2 separate regions of the Homo sapiens genome follow, and region 1 is linked to region 2. The links are chromatin contacts, found by Hi-C in ENCODE. All regions are on one chromosome and are shown on one strand. Each heading gives the region's core, a stretch centred on a gene start or an enhancer-like site at or near the end of the contact. The rest is flanking DNA. Distances are from core to core; before and after follow the strand shown.

What was found. Hi-C counts contacts between places; a loop is a spot of excess contacts on that map. Pooled maps may share reads with other maps.
Region 1: a map of ascending aorta shows a loop between it and region 2 (13-fold over the local background). The contact joins the enhancer-like site here to the promoter of LINC00572 in region 2. A Hi-C loop is called at or near these places in 5 of 168 maps with a recorded cell type or tissue (aorta, ascending aorta, chondrocyte and 2 more) and 1 of 50 pooled maps.

The regions. Positions count from the first base shown.
Region 1 is chr13:29,518,614-29,525,682 of GRCh38, reverse strand. SLC7A1 (solute carrier family 7 member 1) reads left to right here. Exons shown (of 13, transcript NM_003045.5): 6 at 1,430-1,551; 7 at 2,195-2,417; 8 at 3,227-3,366; 9 at 6,134-6,236. Among named protein-coding and RNA genes, the nearest start is that of MTUS2-AS1, 34 kb to the right of the region's middle. RefSeq lists an enhancer at 1,023-1,713. Within about 2 kb of position 2,047, at least 7 of the 41 ENCODE cell types and tissues checked have a DNase peak (open chromatin) inside an H3K27ac peak, as active enhancers do; they include ascending aorta and heart right ventricle, where a contact is called at or near this core.
Region 2 is chr13:29,922,167-29,928,988 of GRCh38, reverse strand. LINC00572 (long intergenic non-protein coding RNA 572) reads left to right here and starts at 2,338. Exons shown (of 2, transcript NR_047501.1): 1 at 2,338-2,486.

The DNA of each region.
Region 1 (7,069 bases), core at 798-3,297, 400 kb after region 2:
ATGAGCTTTCTCATGCATGTACTTCCAGCGTCTTCATGGCAGTTTCTGTAACTGAGAGCTGTGATGATCCTCTAGGAATTAGTAAGGCTTAATCCCCATTAGAAAGTAGTTGGGTCCATCCTGTCTGTCTGTCTGTTTTATCAGCCAGTGAGTAAATCCCATTGAAAGCAAAGTTCACCAAATGGGCTGCCCAGCCAACCTGAGGGATGTCAGTGTTTATAGGACTGGGAGCATCCTACAGGGTTCCTCTCTTCATGCTGACAAGGTTTAGGGCAGGTTGTCCTGTGCAGCTGGGTGGCTGTCAATATGGTTGAGTGGGGGCAACAGAGGTGGGTGGTGAGCGTCCTCTTGGGCTCCAGGCCAGCCAGTGGGACCCTGGCACAGGACAGAAAGCCTGCGGCCCTGGGGCTGGCAAAGGTGTGGGAGTAGGGACTGCCCTTCTTGAACCACAAGGAGTGCAATTGCTTTTCGGGTGGCAGCAGAGGGTTGGATGCAGAAAGCTTAGGGTTACTTGGTGACCAGCAGGGGCTATGTGCCTCCTGACCAGGGGACAGTGGCCAGGGAAGCCGCCTGCACTGACTGCATGGTGCACCCCCAGAACACAGCATGTGGGGGGACAGGCCAGGGCTTTGTACATCAGGGAACAAGGGCTTGAAGGACCCCCGACAGGGCCCTGGGAGGGGCCATAGCGCCACACTGAACCTGGGCACCGTGTCTCGGCACAGGTGTCAGATTTATGGGACTGTTTTCTGAATGTTTAAGCAGCCTGCTTCTTCTGGACTCCTGAGTTTGTAAACTGTGCTTATTTTGCTTTTGCGTTCATCAGTGTAGCAAAGATGTGCTGAGCCCCTCCCGTGGGCCAGTGCCCAGCTGTGCCCGGGCCCCACACACCTGGCAAAAGCTGCGCCCTCCTGGACTCCACCTTGTGCATACAGGCAGTTAAGGAATGCCTTTGCTGACAAAGACTTTTATTTTAGCCTTAGTTTCTCTGGAATTGTTTGTTTTGAGATTGAGTTACTGGTAAATATGGGACCCGGGGTAGGACTGGCTGGCGGCTCTGCATCCTTCCTCCGAGGGGCCCTGGGGAGAAGGGTGTGGGACTGGCCGCGTGGCTGGTTTCTCCCCCATTTCCTGTTGGACCCCTGCCTCATAGTCCCCACGTCTCCCTACCCTAGTCATTGTTTAGAAGATGCTTCTGGAAGGGGCGATACTCTGCACCCTTGTGACCCTGGGCCACGAACAGCAGGGAGGCCTGCACACACGGAGTTAGCATGCAGTGGCTGGACTCAGCGTCTGAAGCCCAGGGCCTGGCAGCGGTAACAGGGAGGGCTGACTGCCAGGTTCCGCTCATATCAGGAGATGAGCACAGCTCCTTACGCCAGACTGCGCAGCGAGTGACGTGACATTTGTTTGCGGCTCTTTTTTCTAGTGACACAAAAGAAGGGAAGCCCGGTGTTGGTGGATTCATGCCCTTCGGGTTCTCTGGTGTCCTGTCGGGGGCAGCGACTTGCTTCTATGCCTTCGTGGGCTTTGACTGCATCGCCACCACAGGTATGTCCGCCAGCCACTGCGGTCCCGGGTCCTCCTGCACCCTGGGCAAACAAGCCAATGCTTGCCATTTCCCTCCTTGCTGGCACGGTCCAGTCGCCGCTCTTTCACACATGAGCAACATGTAGATTTGTAGCTTCCTGCCAAGCCCTCCCACCCCCAAACCATTATCACATCCCCAACTGTCAACACCTGATGAAAGCTGGATCTTGAATAAGGCTAAGGTTCCGCTGTTAGAATGGGATCATAGCTGTGTGGCTGTGGCCTGATTTCATATCTGAGCGTCTTCCGGGAGGAGTGAGGCTATTCACAACATTGTCATCCTGGCGGACTGAATAGGCCAGGCTTCAGTGAGCCTCCCAGATTTTCTCTGCCAAAGGAAACAAGTCTCTTCCTTGGCTGCATCACCACATTCAGGCCGAGAACACTGTTGCAGGGCCATGGGCTGTCTGATGTGTCTTCCTGAGCACCACCCCTCTGCTCCCGGAAGCACAGGAGGCCCCAGTGCCCACAGGGCTGAGTGCTGGAGGGAGGTTTCTCGTAGGGTCACGTGGGTTCCGGGGCACTGAGAGGCCTTGGGTGTCATGTGGGCAGATACACTGCCTCTTGCTGTGTGCCCTCCTCCGCTGACCCCTTGTGCTTCTAGGTGAAGAGGTGAAGAACCCACAGAAGGCCATCCCCGTGGGGATCGTGGCGTCCCTCTTGATCTGCTTCATCGCCTACTTTGGGGTGTCGGCTGCCCTCACGCTCATGATGCCCTACTTCTGCCTGGACAATAACAGCCCCCTGCCCGACGCCTTTAAGCACGTGGGCTGGGAAGGTGCCAAGTACGCAGTGGCCGTGGGCTCCCTCTGCGCTCTTTCCGCCAGGTGAGAGGCCTTTCTGTGGTGGCTGCTCCTAGGGGTGGAACCACCAGCAGGGGTTAGGCTATAGCAGGCCAGGTACAGCCATGCGAGACACACATCGGCTGCCAGCATTCTTTACCCTTGAAATAGACCCAGTACCCAACCCAGCTTTGATCATGTGGCTTTTCCCTTGTTGGCCAGTATTCATCATCCCAAGAGTTGTGTTATTGAGAAGAACCTGAGGCTGGCTTTTCAGCATCATCTGCTTAGCAAGGGACTGGTTCTCTGTCCCTAAATCTGGCCACTGGAACAGGCCCGCTGTTTGAACACCATATTTTGGCCCTCAGTTTAGCTGTCATGCAGAAGCTACTTTGATGAAGGGAATAAGTGCCTTTTAATGAGAAACATTTTCACCAATCGTATTTCCTCTTAGCCTGTATAAACAGAGCTATTTGGTAAATATTGATTTACCACAGGGAAATCTTCATGAATGCAGTGATGCTTGTATTTTCTGTTTGATTCAGCTAGAAATAATTGCAGGAATAAATACAGTTTTCCATCTGTAAAGACTGTACTGGGTCTCATGCTAGTGTATGTTAGATAGATGTTCCCTATTCTTTACCTTAATCCTTATTCACAGTGTGTGCTCTTTCTGGGATTGATTTATTAAATGCCAAGTCTTTTAGCCACAGGCCTCACCCAGCGTGGAGGGACGGCAGCTCTTGGTGAGCTCAGACTCCCTCTCCTCCGTGGTAAACCGAGCATGGCTGGATGTGGTGCCTTTATCCCTTATGAGCCAGGTTCACTCACGCGGTTTGCCTCTCCCCATCTAGTCTTCTAGGTTCCATGTTTCCCATGCCTCGGGTTATCTATGCCATGGCTGAGGATGGACTGCTATTTAAATTCTTAGCCAACGTCAATGATAGGACCAAAACACCAATAATCGCCACATTAGCCTCGGGTGCCGTTGCTGGTGAGTACTAGAACTCATTTCACATGGAAATGTTTTAACAATGGAGTCATTACTCCCTAGGGAGACGTCTTGCGCAGTTCTGGTCTGTGAGTAATCTTAACTGGTCTTTTTAACTCCTGGTTTTTATACTTGGAGCCTGGTTCATTGAAAGTTGACTGACCTTTTGACAAAAGGCAGAGGCCCGTTTGACAGAGGATGGGAGAGAATTTTTGAACAGTTTGCACTCTGGTTTTCATCTCAATGGGCGGAGCTTAGAACACACAGTATTCGAAAACCTTTTCTCCCCATTTCTGGACGTTTCCCTGAGTAGTCAAGGGCAGGCTGACACCTTCCTGCATGACACAGGCCAAGGGAGACCTCGCCAGTACCTGGAAATTCGGCGTCCATTTCTGAATTCTCTGGAAAACAAGTGTCCCTTATGATCAGTGTTTTATGAAATGTGCCGCCTCTTCCCCAGAGAGTATCAAGGGTGCTGCTGATGAAGCCACTTGCCCCTAAGTTTATACGTAATAGCAGACCCAGTGGAGTTTCATCTTGTCAGATGAGCCTCATCGCTGAGAGGACCATTTTGATGGATGAAATCAGTGGACTAATCTGAGCCGTGTAGGTGTTCCAGGGCCCCAGATGAAGGAAAGGAGAACCTACAAGGAAGCTCGTGTGCACACTGTACCTGTGGTCTATGTCTCCTCCTTTCGCGATTGCATTTCATAGCCCCGAGAGGCAGACGCCCGCCCCTTTCGCAATTGCATTTCGTAGCCCCAAAAGGCAGACGTCAGCCCACTGTACAGATGTAGAAGTGGAGGCCCAGGGAGGTGAAGCGAGGATGTGCACCCAGGGCGGTGGAGCGGCCTTGTGATTCCAGGGTTGTTTTTATGCCAAAGTAGCCAAGCTCCTTCCAGAGTCTGAGCAGAGCAGTGGGTCTTTTTGGCAAATTAGGGCATGTGAGATCAGTCACAGTTTCTAACACAGCGACTTGTCAAATAGCCATTGGTAAGGCACTTGACCTTCTTAAATGAATGAATTATTCACTAAGTTTTATTAGCATTTATGCCTTTAGCAAACTGTGCTTAGTTTTGTGGATTAATATTGTATAATAAAACACACCTATTTTTAAATTATGAAACATTTTCTTATGTGATTCTATGCTCTTGAGAGTGACCACAGTGGTCAGATTGAGAGGCACTATACATCAGAATGTGACCAGTATATTTACAGGATTAAGGACTTGGAAATAGTCATTGTTTTCTCAGGCTTTACGTGGAATTTGATCATATTAAAGACTGGCCTTAATTTCCTTCCCCTGCTGATAGAGGGAGATCAAATCATGCTCTTTGAAGTGACTGTAAAGTACATGCCATTCACAAAATCCAGGATTTACCCTTTTCATTTGGTGGGAGTGGTAAATAAGTATTTGGTTTTCTAAAATCACCTCACATGGAAGAAATTAGTCTCAAGTTTCCCGTGAGTAGGAACATCGGCATTTGTGGCATGCACAGTTGGGCGCTGTTCTGATTATCCAAAAGGCCCTCCCTCATTGCTCTTTAATTTTGTGTTTTATTCTCCATTTAAATTTGTTTTAGTTGCAGTGATCTAGAGGGGCTTGAGAGATATTTGTGGAAAAATAATGGCTTTGTGTTTATATTTTAGCTTGTGTTGATTGCATGTGTTTTGAAAATATCCCAAAGCAGATGTAGCCAAGTTGTTTTTTAATGAGTACTTGACATACACACCCATGTGAATAGACACGTATACTCTCACAACGCTCACAAAAGATGTTCAAATAAGGGTGCAGGTTTTAATTCATTTTAAAGGCAAGGGACACAGTGAAGGGGCTGATACTATATTGTTTGAGAACAACTCTTCAGATTTCTTCCACGTGAAGTGACTTCACATGTGAAGAACTCTGCTCTCCTGCCCGCCTGCCTGGGTTAGGACCTCCTGTGAGTCCTCCCAGAGCACCAGACTTGCCCTTCTTTATCACCCAGCACTGTTGTCCACTAATGCCTGTGTCTTGGTGGGGTACACTCAGGAAGGCTGGGGACTGTGGTCTGCCCTGTTCAATAGTGAGTACCTAGAACCCAATGATGGGCACACTCTGACCGGAGCTGGATGGATGGAAGATGGGTAGATGGATAGATGCTGAATGGATGGATGGGTGGATCGGATGGATGAATGGATGGATGGATAGATAGATGGATGAGATGGATGGGAGATGGGCAGATGGATGAGATGGATTGATGGATGGATGGTGAGTGGATGAATGGAAGATAGGTGGACAGATGGATTGATGGAGAATGGATGGACCGATAGGATGGATGATGGATGGATGCACATGAGTCTGTGAATCAGCATGGTCTAGAGGAAGACACACAGGACTCAGAGTCATAAGAACCCAGTTCACATCCTTATACCCTATGCTTGTGAACTGTGTGACCTTAGATGAGTCTCCTAACCTTTGTGAATGTTTATATCTATAATGTAGGGATGGCTTACAAAGTTGCCATTAAAATCACAAGAATGAAGGGATTCTCTATACAAATGTTAATGATGATTACTGTCTGTTGAGGACTGTGTCTGTGATTTAATCACAAGCTTAAAGGGAAGCTTGACTTCCCTTTAAGCTGTGTCTTTCCATGGGAAGGCCAGGGAGGGGGTGGGAGTAAAAGCAGCCCCCTTCGCTGCCCTGGATGGTGGGCGGCAGTGGTGGTCCTGGTTGTCATTGCATGCAGATGGCCCTCCACAGATCCTGGTGTCTGTCTCTTCCCAGCTGTGATGGCCTTCCTCTTTGACCTGAAGGACTTGGTGGACCTCATGTCCATTGGCACTCTCCTGGCTTACTCGTTGGTGGCTGCCTGTGTGTTGGTCTTACGGTATGTATGGCTTTTGGGGGTCTCATGACAGAAATGCAGATGCACCTGGTAGCCTTTTCACAGTTCAGCTATGGTTTATGTGATGAATGAAACTTTTAGGTTGGTGATAGCTCCATTGGGAGCTGCCAAGGAGAGGGGAGGACCTGGGTTGAGAGCCCAGTTAGGAGGACGTCCTTGGCAAGAGTTGGGTGGCCCCTCACCCCCCTCTATCATGTGCCCTCATTTTTATGGCTAAATGTTGGGTGGATAGAGACAGATTCTCGGTCCAACTATTAGGCCAGGATCCTGGGATCAGAAGGTTTGAAGACTGATTGCAACTTGGTTCAGATTCTTGGGACAGAGAGGATTGAGGGCTGCCCTGGTAGGAGTTAGGAAAACCCAAGGCCTGTGAAACCCAGCTCAGCATAATGCTTCTGCAGCTTCGTTGCGCTGTGGCTGGAGGAATGAATCCCATTATGTGGCATGGCGTGCCCTAGGTTGATGTTCAGAGACACTGTGGAGTCAGCTTGTTATAGCCTGGTGGGGGCCAGGCAAGCCTCTCCCAGTCACAGTAAAGCTGCTCTGGGCCTAGGCTTGGTGTCTCGGTGTTCTCACCTGCCTCAGCACCCACTCCCAAAGCACATCCCTGCGCAGCTTCCATCCTGAGAACCTGTGCTCATGGAGACGCTCAGCACTGGTCTCCCCTCAAGAGCCTCCTCATTTCTTTTCAGGGATTCCCACCTGCAAGGCCATTGATTGCATTTCCAAGGTGTTCAGCAGCTGATGCACATAAAACCCGGGCTGAGCCTTAGCAGAAGCTCTTTAGAATCAGCTAAGACTATTGGGGACCCCTT
Region 2 (6,822 bases), core at 1,089-3,588:
AAACAACTTTCACATTTTTTAAATAGCCATTTCTTTTTCTTTTCTTTCTTTCTTTTTTTTTTTTTTTGAGACAAATTTTTTTTTTGCTCTGTTGCCCAGACTGGAGTGCAATGGTGCAATCTCGGCTCACTGCAACCTCCACCTCCCGGGTTCAAGCAAGTCTCCTGCCTCAGCCTCCCAAGTAGCTGGGATTACAGGAACCTGCCACCACACCTGGCTAATGTTTGTATTTTTAGTAGAGATGAGGTTTCACTGTGTTGGCCAGGGCTGGTCTCAAACTCTTGACCTCAGGTGATCCATCCGCCTTGGCCTCCCAAAGTGCAGGGATTACAGGTGTGAGCCACTGCGCCTGGCCTAAAATGGCCTTTTCTAATCAGCTTTTTTTATGAAGAAAATTTATTTGCAGGGCTCCTTTTTGATAGACTAAACTGAATACATAAAGAAATATAGGGATAAAATCCAGTTTCCCCAGAAACTTCATTTCAACTTCTCTGCCATGCCCCCACATCCATGCATTTTTTGGTTCTCTCTTCTGCTGGTCCTCATTTGGACACCATGGTTGTGTCTATAACACCTGTGTTATTACTACAGGGGATATAGTAATGCTTAGCACTTTTCATTGTGAACTAATTCTCAACACAAATGTAGTTCACAGGAAAGTAGGCAATGCTTTTATTTCTGGAAAGAGAAAAGTCCATAAAGAACATAGAAGTATTAGGTGCTAGTTCCTTCCCTGCATTCTCATTCAGCAACCTACTAATGATTTTAAAGCACTTGGGGGACATTTGGTTAAAAGAAAATGAGTTTCATAAGCAAGTGGTGTCACTTTATGGAGATTATACTAATTGAGATCATTTATTTCTGAAAGAGTAGCCCAACTTAATGGGACTTAAAGCACCAAATATCTATAATCTCTCTGACTCCCACAGAGAAGACCACCCTGTTTGGAGCAGCAATACTGCTCCTTAAAGTAATATAGGTTGAGCATCCCTAATCCAAAAATCTGAAATCCAAAATTATCCAGAATCTAAAACTTTTTTGGTTGCCAACATGCCACCACAAGTGGAAAATTCCGCACCTGGCCTTAGGTGACAGATGGCAGCTAAAACACAGTCAAAGCTTTGTTTCAGGCACAAACTCATTTAAAATATTGTATAAAATTACCTCCAGGCCATGTGCATAAGATGTATATGAAACATAAATGAATTTCGTGTTTGTTCAGACTTGGGTCCCACCACCAAGATACCTCATTATGTATATGCAAATATTCCAAAATCCAATATATATATATATATATATATATATATATATATATATATATATTCCAAATCTGATAAGAGATGCACACCCTGTAGAGCAAATCCAGATCTGTTCTGAGTTGGAAGTTCAGAAACTAATTCAGCAATGACTACACTTCTGGTGCTTGCAGTATCCCATAATTAGTTGGATGTCATAATAATCCCTATTCTCTTTTTTACAATGGCACTCTTACATCTTACAAAATACTTTAAAGGATTTAATGTTATTTTAAGAATTTTTGGATAAGTTCTTTAAGCCCACTGACAAAATTGAAACAATCCTGGGGGCTTGTGAAATCTGGGTTGGAGATTGTAGAACTTTGTTTTTAGAAGTATCATCTTTCCCTGAATCTTTCATTACCTACCTGATTTATTCAACTCTAATTTTGCAATAAAATGGAATTCTTTTTCTCTCAAATTTGTTTCCTTAAATCAGAATACCCAATCTAATTCCCATCTGTAGATCTGCAGCTTGTGGAATCATTTCATGTCATTCTTTTTAAATTGGCCAACAGCATCCATTTAACAAGCTATTTCCCATAGCAAAGATATCCTTAGTTATGATTTTGGATTTAAGCTGCACTAAAATATAAGGAAATATTGAAACCTTTGAAGAAAGCACTAACTTTACTTCCTTCTTCCAGATCTAGGGATCCCTGGTTACTCCTGAATTACTCCCATCATCCAAAGCTGCTCTCTTCTGCTTATATATAATTTGAGGGAAGCACAATTCTAAGAAGTTACGAACCACCCCTAAGTTATGACTTTTCTAAACATTCCAAGTATTATGATGACTTTCAGACTGGAGATTTGTGCTATCTGCCCAGTCAAAGTCAGCCAGCCATGGTGCATTCAGAACATGTGTTGTCAACAAAAACTGGCATCATAGAAGTGGCTAAAGGTGTACCTCACAGGCCTGGCATCAGGTTCATCAGAGGCACTGCACGTTGAGAAACAGTGGGGTAAAGTGACATCACCAAGGTGAACAGGTGAAATTCAGCTCCACCTTCAAAAGTTATTCTTAGGGAAGAAAATCATCTCTTCTCTCTTCCTCCTTCGGCTCCTGTTGGCCGGTGCCTTCCTGAACCTGAAGAATATCTTTGCTCTTTCCAACTCCCACATTCAAAACAGAGTCTTACAACTCAGCCACATTTTCTGCTGAGCCAGCCAGTGGGAACAAACACCAAGGTCTGTGGCAACCAAAGGTGTATGTGTGTGTGTGTGAGTGTGTGTGTGAGAGAGTGTGTGTGAGAGAGAATGTGAGTACATATTTATTTGTGTTTGTGTGTAGTGTGAGTGGGTGTATGTGTCTGAGTGTTTGCATGTGCGTGAGAGTGTCTATGTGTGTGTTGATATGTGCATTTGTGTGTTGTGAGTGTATGGTTGTGTTTGTGTCTGTGTGTGTGGTATGAGTGTGTGCATGTGTATCTCTGCATGTGTGTTTTTGTGGGGTTTGTGTGTATGCATTAATGTGTGTGGGGGCGGTATGTGTGTGTTTCTGTGTGTGTGTGTGTATTGCTTTTCTTCTAGTCTCCTCCTCCACGCCATCAGCCCACGCAATCCACACCTCATAAAACAGAACCCACATCTCCATCCTACTACAAGGAACTGGAGAAAAAAGAAAAAAAAACAAGCAACAAACCCTCCTGCCAGTCAGAGCCCAAGGAGAAAACTGGATGTAGATTTCAATCCACCCTCCCAGGTCTGCAGGTGTGAGAGAAGGTCACCTTTCTTGAATATCATGACAGTTTTCAGTGTGTGTGACTCATCTATGTTATTCCAGTTCTCCTTCATTAGGGGGATAAAATGCTTTTCTATATTTAATGAATGCCAGTGATTCAGGAGTTTGAGAGAGGTGGGCCCTAATTAGTCAAGCAGGGTTTCCATTACACAGAAAGCTTGAAAGGAAGGATTTTGGCTATTCCTGTGCCAGCAGCCAGAAGCCCAAGCCACACCAGAATAGGGAGGCGTCGTTTTGTTGTCAGTCACCAAGAGAACCAGAGAAAGAGTTGTGAAACCAGGCTAAGGCCCTGGCACTGGCTTCCTTGTCTGTAAAATGTGAGTGCTAGACTGGAGTTCTGGATCTCTGCCAGCTCACAGATGATATGACTCTCTAAAGTATTTGGTCAATATTAGGCAGTCCCCACTGGAAAGCTGGCTTAATAGACAACTTGCAGGCTTAGTCCTGAGAAAGCCTCATGACGTTACTAAGGAATATAGTAGAGAATCCAAAGAGGAGAGGGAGAACTCTACCTACTTTGGTGGAATAAATAGGGTTTTTTAATGAGAGAAGAGTAAGCCCTAGCCCAAATTGTGTAGCAGCCACGGTTCACGTCCAGCTCCTGCATAATCCTTTTTCCCTATCAATCTCAGTAAAGGATTTAAAATCAGTGACTTCTTGTTTTGATGGTTTTGAAGTCACTGTTTTTCCGTCAAAGGGGTATGTGCATTTAAGTTTTATTTTCAGCTGTGGGGTGGAAGGCCTCTCTCTGTGGCAGGAACTGCAGGCATGAGCAGTGGCTGGGGGAATGGGTGTGCACAGCTGCAGCCTCAAGGTCTCAAGCCTGATGTCCTTACTTCTGGTGCAGGGACTTTGTAGATTGGGAGGCCCATTCTCTCTCTCTCTCTCTCTCTCTCTCGCTCGCTCTCGCTCTTGCTCTGACTCTCTCCCTCTCTGCTGATGGCTTATGCTTTCCCTCAAGAAGCACTCAGAACTTTCTGCGGCCGCTCCTTGCTGAGTACAGCTGGCAATCCAGATGCCCCAAGTCCCCCAGCAGGAGTCCTTCCCAGAGGAGTCCTTCCTCCATGGAAAGACACACCAGGAAGCCCTCCTTGGCAGAGGGCTGCCCTCTTTTGCCCTGAGCACCCTGGAGCGAGGCTGGAGTAGCTAGGAGCATGATGAGCAAGTGGGGCTCTCCTCTCTGTTTGCATTCCATTTGATGAGGCAGCTGGCGAAGCTTCTCCCCCGTCTCAGCTGCAGGGTGAGCAGACTGCGGCTGCTGCCTCTGATGTGCTCACCGGAGCATCACCTGCCTCCAGCCAGGAATTCCACCTGTTCCAGTGACACCAAAGATGTGAAGGAAGGATGTCCTCATCCACCTCAAACAACTCCCAAATGAATTTCCTTCTTTTGAGGGGGCTAGCGACAGGAAAAAACATGGCATCACCAGGCACTGAGCACTTTAAGCAGACAGAGCCTCTTGTAAAATAGGAAGCGGAGAGCCTTTAAGTCGCACATGGCATTAGCTGCCATGTCTTGAATTTGGGCAGCCAGTCCAGGCAGGCAAACCCAGCTGGAGAGGAGCAGGACAGGGTGCCCAGCAGGGGGCGCTGTATTGCACGTGCCCCCGGAGACAAAGGCTGCCAATGGAGGGGTGGGTCCTAGCCCCAGCAAGGACGCCAGGAGTGTGACTCAGGTGCTGTTGTTGGTTAGAGGAGTGGCTAAGGCAGGAGAAATCCTGAATCATGCTGTGGCCACGTGGCACCAGGATCACACACTTGGTGAGATTGTGCTCATGCCCTGAGCCATTTCCTCATCCAAAACAAATATTTGAGTTTAAAGAGCTGAGTAAAGCTGCAGAACGTTTTGTAGATTTATCACATTTTCTCTGCTGCAACTAGAGGCCTTGGAGAGCCTTACTTGTGGCAGTCCACACAAGAACCTTGTTTCTGTAAGTAGTTTGCACTGAAAGCCAGTGACTTCATACATAAAGAATGTTCTCTCTGGCTGGCTCGCCCAGTCTCCACTTCTTCTGTTTTGTTTGTGTAATTGGTGCCTAGACAGAATTTTCAAAAGCATTCACCCAAAACTGAAGGGCCATGGGGTATATGGCTTGGGAACAGTCTCCTTCTCCAGCCTCGCATGCCATTCTAGGGCTAGCCTGGCGTTCCCCAGCTCAGAGAAGGAACCCAGCAAGTGCATGACTGTTGGAAGGCAGGTGTTTGTCCTGTTTCTGTCGCAGGCATGATATGTGATCTGGGTGACTTACTTACCCTCTCTAGCTATTAGTTTCCTAACCTGTAAAAATTATGTCCAAGATCCTGTCCAGCTAAACTTTTAAGCCTGTCTGGATTAGGCTCAAGGCATTTTGGGGCTTGTGGAAGCAGCTCAAAGTTGGATCTGTGGTTTGAGTCTCCTTGGGGTGTCCTCTACCTAAGCCAGAACTCGGGCTCTGGAGCAAATGGAGCCAGTCCTCAGAATCACCTTGATATTTCATGGGCCTTTCATGTGGGTTTTTAAGTGACTTAAAAACCCGGGCTGTTAGAAAAACAACAGCAACCACCAGAGACCATCTGGAACTAGAAGAGTCTAAGGGAACAAAGAAAGAGGGAATCTAAGAGGACATGGGTAAAGGGGGATTCCTCAGAGCAACTGCTTCACAGCAGTCATTTTATGATGAGATTTCCATTTTTCCAATACTCGTATCTCCAAAACACATATTCCGTCTCTCTCTCTTCAGAGATCACATTGCCTCTGCCTTTTGGCATTATCTGCCATGTCTCAAATTTAATCAGCCTTTTTTCCCCTTTGTCTTGGCAATAGAACCACTGGTCTCAATGCTTAGACTGTGAGTCTTGCAGTTCAAAGAGAGAATTGAGTCAGCAGAACAGGACTGACTCAGCATTCCCAGGTTGGCCACAGTGGGGCCAATTCTCTGGTCCATATTTTGGCCTAATTCCCATTGAAATCCAATGCCCAGTAAGAAGTACAAGCTTTACATCTACAATTATGAACAAAGGTTTTTAAGCGGCTACAGGGCAAAAAATAGGGATCTGCATCTCTCTATCAGCAATTACCCTAGACTTATTATTATAATAGCCCAACTGTCCGTGCAGTTGCTCACGTGGGCCCAGGGGCCAGGCCATTCCTATGCATGCCCTCAGCTCAGCCCTCCCCACTCATGGCTGATGGGATCAGGCCTACCACTCATCATGAGTTAGGGAGGAGAAATGAGAAATGGAGAGCTGGAAAGATTTTATGTGTTCTTCTTCCCCTACTACTCACCACTAGTTCATGTTTTTATTACTTAGTAGTAAGTTATCCTGAAGAAGTACTTTACTGTTACAGAAATAGAAGGAAAACCAAGAGGTATTAAGAATGCTGAGTCATCATGGGAGCTTGGACGGAGTGACCAGGGGTGAAGTTACAAAAGGTGAAATGTACATCTCTGGGTATCAATAGTAGGATATTCTGGAGATTGAATTGCCCCGAATTACAGCTTGTTACTCGAGAAATAAGGGCCCAAGGGACCTGTGGTGGAAGTGGTAAGCTATCTAGTGATTTGCAGGGGTTATCAACCCTGGATCTGCATGAGAAATGCTCCACAAAAATTAGTCACAGCTATACCGCACCCACTGAACGACGGTTTCTGGAGGGCGGGTCTCAGGCATCAACATCTTTAAAGGCTCAAGATGATCTCAATGCACAGCTAGGAATAAGAACACCAAAACATAGCAAGTACTTTTTTCTCCACTAAGGAAGGAAATTAAGAAATGTCCCAAAAGCTGGAAAGAGACTGTTATA